2 separate regions of the Homo sapiens genome follow, and region 2 is linked to region 1. A link is an interaction called in ENCODE POLR2A ChIA-PET data of the cell type or tissue named here. Cell type or tissue: MCF 10A. All regions are shown on one strand. Links, peaks and the distances in the headings refer to the core of each region. The heading gives the core; the rest is flanking DNA. Region 1 overlaps AIG1 (androgen induced 1). Region 2 overlaps AIG1 (androgen induced 1).

What was found. Peaks named below come from ENCODE experiments on the same cell type or tissue, not always from the same donor. Only the 100,000 strongest peaks of a DNase experiment are listed, where the experiment ranks them.
Region 2: POLR2A ChIA-PET joins it to region 1 with 5 read pairs; 4 of 35 experiments call an interaction of 5 or more read pairs at or near these places.

The regions. Positions count from the first base shown.
Region 1 is chr6:143,322,903-143,327,308 of GRCh38, forward strand. The region is part of intron 4 of AIG1 (androgen induced 1); the gene reads left to right. It also overlaps the pseudogene RPL31P27. Among named protein-coding and RNA genes, the nearest start is that of ADAT2, 130 kb to the right of the region's middle. In MCF 10A, for the core only: no CTCF peak of the experiment used is centred there; DNase peaks (open chromatin) are centred at 2,649 and 3,089.
Region 2 is chr6:143,165,253-143,169,619 of GRCh38, forward strand. The region is part of intron 3 of AIG1 (androgen induced 1); the gene reads left to right. Among named protein-coding and RNA genes, the nearest start is that of AIG1, 110 kb to the left of the region's middle. In MCF 10A, for the core only: no CTCF peak of the experiment used is centred there; no DNase peak of the experiment used is centred there.

The sequences.
Region 1 (4,406 bases), core at 246-4,245:
ATATTTCTGCATAAGGAGAAGCAGTAGAAAGTTTTTGTTTGTTCTGTTTGCTTTTTTTTAATCTAACATAAATTGACTATGCCAAAAACTACATTATCTGATGACCACGTCTCTAAGGTAGGCTGTATGGTTTATAGCACTTTACCAAAAGGGAAACTGAGGCTCAATGAAGTTAAATAGTATCCAAGGTGAACTAACAAATTTGTGGATGAGCTCAGAGTTGATCCCAAATATACGTAGGCAGGACCAGTTAATCGTTGATCTCATAACTACGTAGGCGGGACCAGTTAAATTTGTGATGCCCAGTGCAAAATAAAAATGCAGAGCCCCTTGTTCAAAAATGATGTAAGACTTTCAAGATGGTGACAGCATATCCTTAAACCAAGTGTGATCCCCTTCTGAGCACAACACCCTGTGTGACTGCACAGGATACAAATGCATAAGCCTGCCCCATGTATAGATACCTCCCAGATTCTGTACATTTGGGCTAGCTCCACTGAAAAAAAATTGGGACAGCTTTGATGAATATTAAACTATGATTATACCTTAAAATATTGTCTTGAAAAATACTGTAAACCCACTGTATATCAAAAATGGACTTCTACAATGATATTTGTACCTGAGTTAGAGATGATTTCAATATTATTTCAGATTGGCTCCTTCTATTTGAAATTGATGCATTAATTTTTTGGCTTTACCATACACTTTACTAAGGAGACCATTTTGAGCCCTGTTTCCATCTAAGCTGATGTCCTTTGTCCTATTCCTGGGACCTACAGGCTGTTCATCAGGAATCTTGGCAGACCCCCACACACACTGTGAGCCCCTCACAGCCACGCAATCCCCACTGCTGCTCACCCCACCTGACACAGAGTGAAGACTCAAGAAACATTCATTGAATAAATGAATGAGTGCATGAACTCTAGGAAACTGCAGCAGAATTTCAGATTTTCAAAAATGGAGCAAGAAGCAGTCTCCATGCAATCAATACTCAGGCAATGGTCCAAGGGACCTTTAGAATGGTTCTAAAATTAGACCATTAGGTCTCAAGAGAGGGCCAGGTCTAAAATCAGCATTTGAGCCAAAAGTCAAACCTGTCCTTGAAAAGTCCTTCAGGAGCTTCAGGTTGGAGGTACCATGAGAGGCTCACAGAAACCTACTGGGTGAGAAGCTGATGCACATCCCATATCTTATCCCACCCTGGGGCACATGCTCATTGCCTGCCAAGCCATGCAGTAAATTCCAGTAGGTTAAATGCACATGTGATGTAACTGTTTCTTAAGAGGTAAGTCAGTGCCTTCTCTGAAGGAAGTGTTTATTACTTTATGTCTGCAGCATTTCTTCCCCCTTCTCAGGGGAAGTTGTAAAATTCTGAACTCTGCGTTTTATAAGACACTTAGTCTTGCGTTAAAACTTCACCCAAAGTGATTTATCTTGCATCTTGCAACATTTCTGTATCTCACACATTTTCTATAATGAGCATGAATTACTTTTATAGTCAGTGGGAAAAAAACTTTACAGGGAGATTTTATACTTAGATCATTTTTTTGTTCTGAGCAAAACATTAAAAGAAAAGCTTTCCAGAGCCCTGTCCCCATCCATCACCATCTAGCCTTCAGAGCAGTACAGGAGCTTGGCATCCAGGCTGAACACTAAACTGCTGAAATGTGTATCTCAGATTCTCCACTTACTTAATCTGTCTAGGCCTCAGTGTCCTTATCTGTAAAATGGTACTAATACAATACCTTCTCCAAAGAGCTGCTCATATAAAGCCTTTAGCACATGTGCATTCAGTGTGGTTAGCTAATTAGCTCTTATTGCATATGAGTCTGTGTCTTCAGTGCTAATAGCCTAGATCTCAAGCAACCTAATTCCTTATCTAAATGTGAATGATAGAGCAAGTTTTTAAATCCTCTTTAAAGTAATCTCAAAAATAGAAAGGTGACATAGCTAGAAGAGTAAAGGATGATATATCGACCTCACTGCGCCCTCAAGGGCTCCAGTGACCACCCCAACTCATGACAGAATAGGATGAAATTTGGCCATGTAGCAAAAAGAGCTACTGAGCTTGACAATGTCATTTTTTCAACTGACTATATATCATTTATACCCAGTCAACATCCAAAGTAGATTCGAATGTTGTACATACCACTTGGAATCTGAAAATGCTTTCCCTTCCACTTTATTGGTGGCAAACCAGTTTTCTAATAATTCTCTATGAAGACCCTGTGCTAATAGATGCTGTCTACCTTTGAACCACTTGTCCCTTGGCTTTACAACATCACACTTTTCTATTTTGCTTCCCTGTTACTAGCCCATCTTTCTTGATCTCCTTTTTAGGCTCATCATCCTTGACCTTATCCCTTAAATCTTAACCTTTTCCAAGGCCCTTTCATGGGCCCACTTCCTTCAGACCCTGTACTCTTCCTGGGTCTCAGTCTGTCCTGATAGTTTCAACCACAATCTTCTTTTGCCAATGAACTTGATACCTGTATTGCCAAATCAGTCCTTTCTTCAAAGTCCAAATCCATAGAACTGACTGCCTTCAGAACATCTCCACTTGGATATTTTACAGGTACCTCAAACTCAACATGTCCAGACTGAACTCATCATCCCTTCAAACAGGCTCCCTTACAGCATTCCCTCTCTCAGGAAATGGCAGCTGTTTCCACCCTGCTAATCAAGCCAGGAATCTGTGATTAATCCTTAACTCATCTCAGTTTCCTCATTGCCTAAATCTAATCAATCACCATGTTGTCTTAACTATATTTGTTAAATCAGTGCCTGTCAAATTTCTTTTACAGGTATACACACATAACTGAAATAGAAGTTTCACAAAATAATTCTTATCATCATTATATGCAAGGCCCTGTAATATTTTCTCCTCTGTTCACTTCTGTTACTGTTTTAAAATGCTAGTAACAGTGAGTTACTGACAAATGTTTAACAACCAGCTAGGTCTTCTGGAGGCAAGGGAGGGAATACCTGATGTGTAACATTTGCCCATATCCTTGGTGTGACTATTCCCACCATGGCTGAATTCAAGCTACTGACCAACCAGCTTGCAAACCACCTAAAGATTTAACAACCAGCTCTCATGACAATCTCCAGCACGCCACACTCATGACTCAACAGTTTGATAGACACTGGTCTAAGTGTTCTTAAATCTTTCAGCTAATTTTCATTGCCAATGCTATTGTTCCTCTCCTAGCCACTACCATTTCTGATACAATTGGTTCAGCTCAATCTGATCTATTTCAGATTTATTTATTTTCAAAGACTTTATATTTGCACACTAGGACGGAGTCTACAATTCTTACCATGGCTTAAAAATCAACCCATGGTTTGGCACCTGCCTGCTCCTTCTGCCCTCTCTTCCTTGATCACAACAAAAGTGTTCTCTTCTTGAACTTCTGGGAGCGTTCTCTTGTTCTCAGTTCTTTAGACATGCCTTTTTTTGGCTAGAAAGTTCTTTCCTCCCATCTTTACTCAATGAATTCTTATCCTTTCTATCACAGTTTAAATGCTACTTTATTCATTCATTCATTCTTCTAGTGTGTGACAGGCATTCTGATAAGTGCTGAGGATCCAAGGAGAGGTAAAAATAAACAGTCCCTCACCCCACCGAACTTACACTGTAGAGGGGGAGAAACATATTATTTAAATAAAGATATTCAAATTTAAGTATGAATAAAAGAGCTTTAAAAATGAATGAGAGCCCTAGTTCTATAAGAACTTATAAAAATCTGTCCTAATCTGATGGATCAGGGGAGACTTTCCCGGAGTAAGTGATAATTGATCAGTTGTACCAGTTGAGCTAATATAGAAAAGATACATATAACCTAATTATTCTAAGTGGTGGCTAACTAACAGTACAGGCAGAAAGAAGAATATGTGAAAACCCACATTGCAGGAGGGAACATGACAAGATCAAGGAACCAAATGAAAGCCAGTGTGACAGGAATGCAAAGAGGAACAGGAGCAAGATATGGGATGGGGCCAAAGAGACCGATAGAAGCCACTCTATGAAGAGCACTCTAGACTTTGTTGAAACTTTGGGTCTCTAACAAAAAATCAGTGGGAGGCCTTTGACATGTTGAAAGCAGGGATATGGTGTGTTCATACTTCTGGTTTGGAAAGATCACTCTGGCAGCAGTGAGGATGACATGGAAGGAGGAAAAAATAGATGTAGAGACAAATTAGAAACTATCACAGTCCTCTAGACAGAAATGCTTCTAACACAAATTAAGATGCTGGTGATGCACATGGGAAAAATCAACATATTAGAGAGATGTAAGGGGTAACCTTGATAAGACAAGCTAATGGATTGGACAATCGCTACACTCTTCCTTTCCAACTTGGGCCTGGCAGAATGGTTCTCACAAAGAAGGATGGCAAGACAAAAA
Region 2 (4,367 bases), core at 1-4,000, 160 kb before region 1:
TAGACCTTCCATAGAATTTGCCTAAAAAGCCATGAAATCTTGGAAGGTTATAATGGGAGATTAAAATTAGAGAATACTGTAATATTTACTGAATATAAATAGAAACTTCTTCCCATGGAATGGAGTCATTATTCAAACGATGTAGTAGATGAATCCACAGATTATTAAGGTTGGTGTGTCAGTGGTGTTAAATAATATAATTAGCCAATTCTGGGATGAATTTAATTTCTGTGCCATTAGAAGGCTTGTCCTCAGAGCCCAAGGATGGATTCCCATCTACACAGCCACCACCAGCCCTCCGCTCCACCTGCGCCTCACATCGTCTGGATTTTGTTTGAAGTAACTATTGCAGCTGGACAGTTTCCCTCAGATGGGCAGCAAGGCTGTGACTTTCTTTCAGAGATCTGCTGCAGGCATTTGGAAGTGTCTTTTGCAATGGAATTGTTTGCCTCGTAGGGTTCTTCCCAAGTTAGGGTGTTCGCCTGTGGCTTTGAGGCCTTTTCCTTCTTCTCAGTCTAATTCTTTCTGGTGCTTTAGCCATGATGTTGCCCTCACTAGTTTCAAATCCAGTGCTTTGGATGGTTTCCACATCATTTTACAACATTTGAGGATATATTTTCTGCAGTGAAATTTTGTTTCATCTTCCCTTTCAGTTTTTGGAATTGAGCACTACTTTGTTATTAACTAAGAAGCATGCATTTTGGTTACAGCAGTTTTTAGAATATGTCCCAGGGTGTTCCTGGTGAAAAGGGCAGCCCATCACAAGAAATTATAGGGGAAGGAAGAGCTGGAAATCATGAGTCTTGAGTACAAAATAACAGTTTCCCTTCTGCCCCCAATTTTGGTATATTTGAAGAAAAGTGGTGTGTCTAACAAACAAACATCACTGTACTGAAGGGTTTTGATCAATTCTTTCTTAAGCCAATTCATCAAAAGTGGCACATCTCAGAGAATTGGATTTTTTTTTAGTTCAATTAGAGCCACACTCTTGAAGGATTAACATGGCACCTCTGGTCTATTTCCAAACATATCAGCTGGGTCTTGTCAGTTCAATTTAGCCATCCACGGGGCCTGGCATGGTTACTATGGCCTTCTCCAACTTTTTCCTTTTCTTGAATGTGAAAAGCATGTCGTAACTCCATGGCTTTGCAATCTCCTGCCCCAAATGCCCTTCTCAGTCTTTCCTGACAAATTCCTGCTAGCTTAGTTCCTATCTTCTTTAAGAAGCCATTCCTAACTCCCCAAGCAAAGTTAGCTATTCCGTTACTTGTGCTTGCACAGCACTTTCATATCTCTATTATGCATGTCTGTATCCCCACAAAAATGTTAAGCTCCTAGTGCAAAACAGCCTTTGAATTCCAAGCACTTCGCCCAGTTGTCTGGCATACAGTAGGATCAATACATATTTATTAAATTGATGAATGAATTCGCTATAGCCAATTTCCATAATTCTTTGCCAGTTACATAGCTACTATTATTTTTTTTGTGCCAGGCACTCTACAGTGATTGTATCATTAAATTTTCACAGTGGCGCTACAAATAAGGAATGATCGCAATTACAAATGAAGAAACTGAATCTCAGAAACCTTATATAATTTGCCCAAATGACGTAGCTCAGGATGGTAGAAGTGGGATTTGAACCCAGGCCTATCTGGCCTCAAATGTGTGGCCACATTTTATCTGAACAAGCAAAACATTAATTGATTCTTGATAAAAACAGTTACATTGTATAGCTTTTATAACAGTAAGTTAACAAAATGTAAGAGGAACATCTTCAGGGTATTTTGAAGCTTAGTTTCAAACTGTTTAGCGTATTTCAGCTGTCTAAGATAAACCAGTCAATAATTAGGTACGTATTTTTAAGAAAAAGACATTATGAAATTCCTGATCTCCAAGAGCTGAGTTGTAAATGGAGATAGGCTTTGTAAATCATCACTTCAAACATTACACCAAAAAACATTGTCATGTGCTCAATCAGGAGCAGGCTCTGGCCAAAAGGCAAGCATATTCTTGTGCAAATAGTATCCTTTGTGATATCTCCAAATATGAGGAAGAGTAATATCACCTAGATAACTCTAATTAGAGTGTCCAAATTGTGAGTATTAAAGGGAGACTCTTGAAGTTGCTGCCTCCAGTTGAATGTGAAATGATGTCAGTTACCTTGTTCTGACATTACGAGAGACTTTGCTGACAACAAATAATTGCATCATGTGCTATAGAATTAAAGTCTCGGCCACTTTGGCTTATTGTTAACAGGCCTGAACTGCACAATATTACCTTCATGCCAGAGAATGAATCACAGCCTTTGTGGATCCTGGTTCTAAATTTTTAATGTTTTGAACAAATGGCTTATGAAGCATGTATCCAGCCATTAGAACTTTGACTTGCCTCTCTTAATTTTACCTTGATTCACTTTGATGTCTTAAAACTCTTACTCCTGGAGACAGATACTACTTAGAAACACAAGGAGGAATTGAATGACACAAATATTTAGGAAAGAGAAAAGATAAATTAGTTAATATGTCAAATCCTCTGAGAGATAATATGAGTTCAATAGATTCTTTCACAATGAATTTTGTGTCCTAATAGTGATAAATGACCAGTTCTTTGGTTTTCCTCATGTTCCAATTGATAGTTCCAGAATTACTGAGAAAAAAGAAGTTGCGCATGGTGGCTGATGTGTATTTTGCAATATTAAACAATTTACATTACTTGAATTCTGTATCTGTGCAACTATAGATACAAAATGGATAAACCATGATGCTGATCCTTTAGACTAGCAATTAAAATATGAACATTAAATGCTGGAATTATGAATAATTTTCATAAAATGTGTAATAAAATGACATTTCAAATAAATGAGCATTTTCTTGTTTAAATAATATTTAAAGTTTTAATAACTATTAATTTGTACTTGCTTTTAATTCTAATTGGTTTTTAATATTTAATTTAAAAATAGCATTTTTAAATATATGGAAATAAGTCCATTCCAAATTTCTTTTTTTTTAATTTTTTAAATTATACTTTAAGTTTTAGGGTATATGTGCACAACGTGCAGGTTTGTTACATATGTATACATGTGCCATGTTGGTGTGCTGCACCCATTAACTCTTCATTTAACATTAGGTATATCTCCTAATGCTATCCCTCTCCCCTCCCCCCACCCCACAACAGGCCCCAGTGTGTGATGTTCTCCTTCCTGTGTCCACGTGTTCTCATCGTTCAATTCCCACCTATGAGTGAGAACATGCGGTGTTTGGTTTTTTGTCCTTGCGATAGTTTGCTGAGAATGATAGTTTCCAGCTTCATCCATATTCCTACAAAGGACATGAACTCAATCCATTCCAAATTTCTTACCAGCCTGGATAACTTGGTGAAACCCTGTCTCTTAAAAAAAAAAATTAGCTGGATGTGGTGGTATGAACATGTAGTCCTAGCTACTCAGGTGGCTGAGGTGGGGGGATTGCTTGAGCCCATGAGATCAAGGCTATAGTGAACCATGATCATGCTACTGCACTCCAGCCTGAGTGACAGGAGTGAGACCCTGTCTCAAGAACAAAAAAATTCTCACATGTATTTTAATGTATGTATTTTATTGAAAATTCAAATTGCATAAATTTTGATTATTTTATTTTCAATTGATCTTTTAGATTATTACTATCAGTAGAGCGAACATTTTGTGAAACTTTCCATTATAATAGCATATTTAGTAATTTTGCTGACATGAAGGCAAGAAAAATATAGTTTTAGAATATTTATATTCATATATTAAATATTTTAATATTTATATTTATGGCTTAAAAATATATATGTTTTACTACTTATCCAATCACATATTTTCTATTTTGTTTTATAAAACTACATGTGACAATGTAGGAGGATAAAACATTTTATTTAGCACTTCATTAGCTTTATTTGTAGCTTTTTAAAAAAATGTATATACTTATTTTAATTTTCAATGGGTAACACATACATATGCATGAAATTTAAATGTTTCCCTGCCTCCTTTGTATACCAGCTACTTAATTCTTTTTTCCTTTACTTGTACCTTTGAAAATTAATTTTAACATACATGTAATTAACATAGTTACAGGGTACAGAGTGATATTTCAAAATATGTATATAATGTGTAATGGCCAAATCAGGGTAATTAGCATATATATTTTCTCAAACATTTATTATTTCTCTATGTTGAGAACATTCAAAATCCTCTCTTCTAGCTTTTTGAAAATAACAGTAAATTATTGTTAACCTATATTCATTCTGTATTGCTATAGAACACTGGAATTTATTCCTCCTATCTAGCTATAATTGTGTCTCTGCTAACCAGCCTCTCCATACTCTCCCCTCCTGGCTACCCTTCCCAA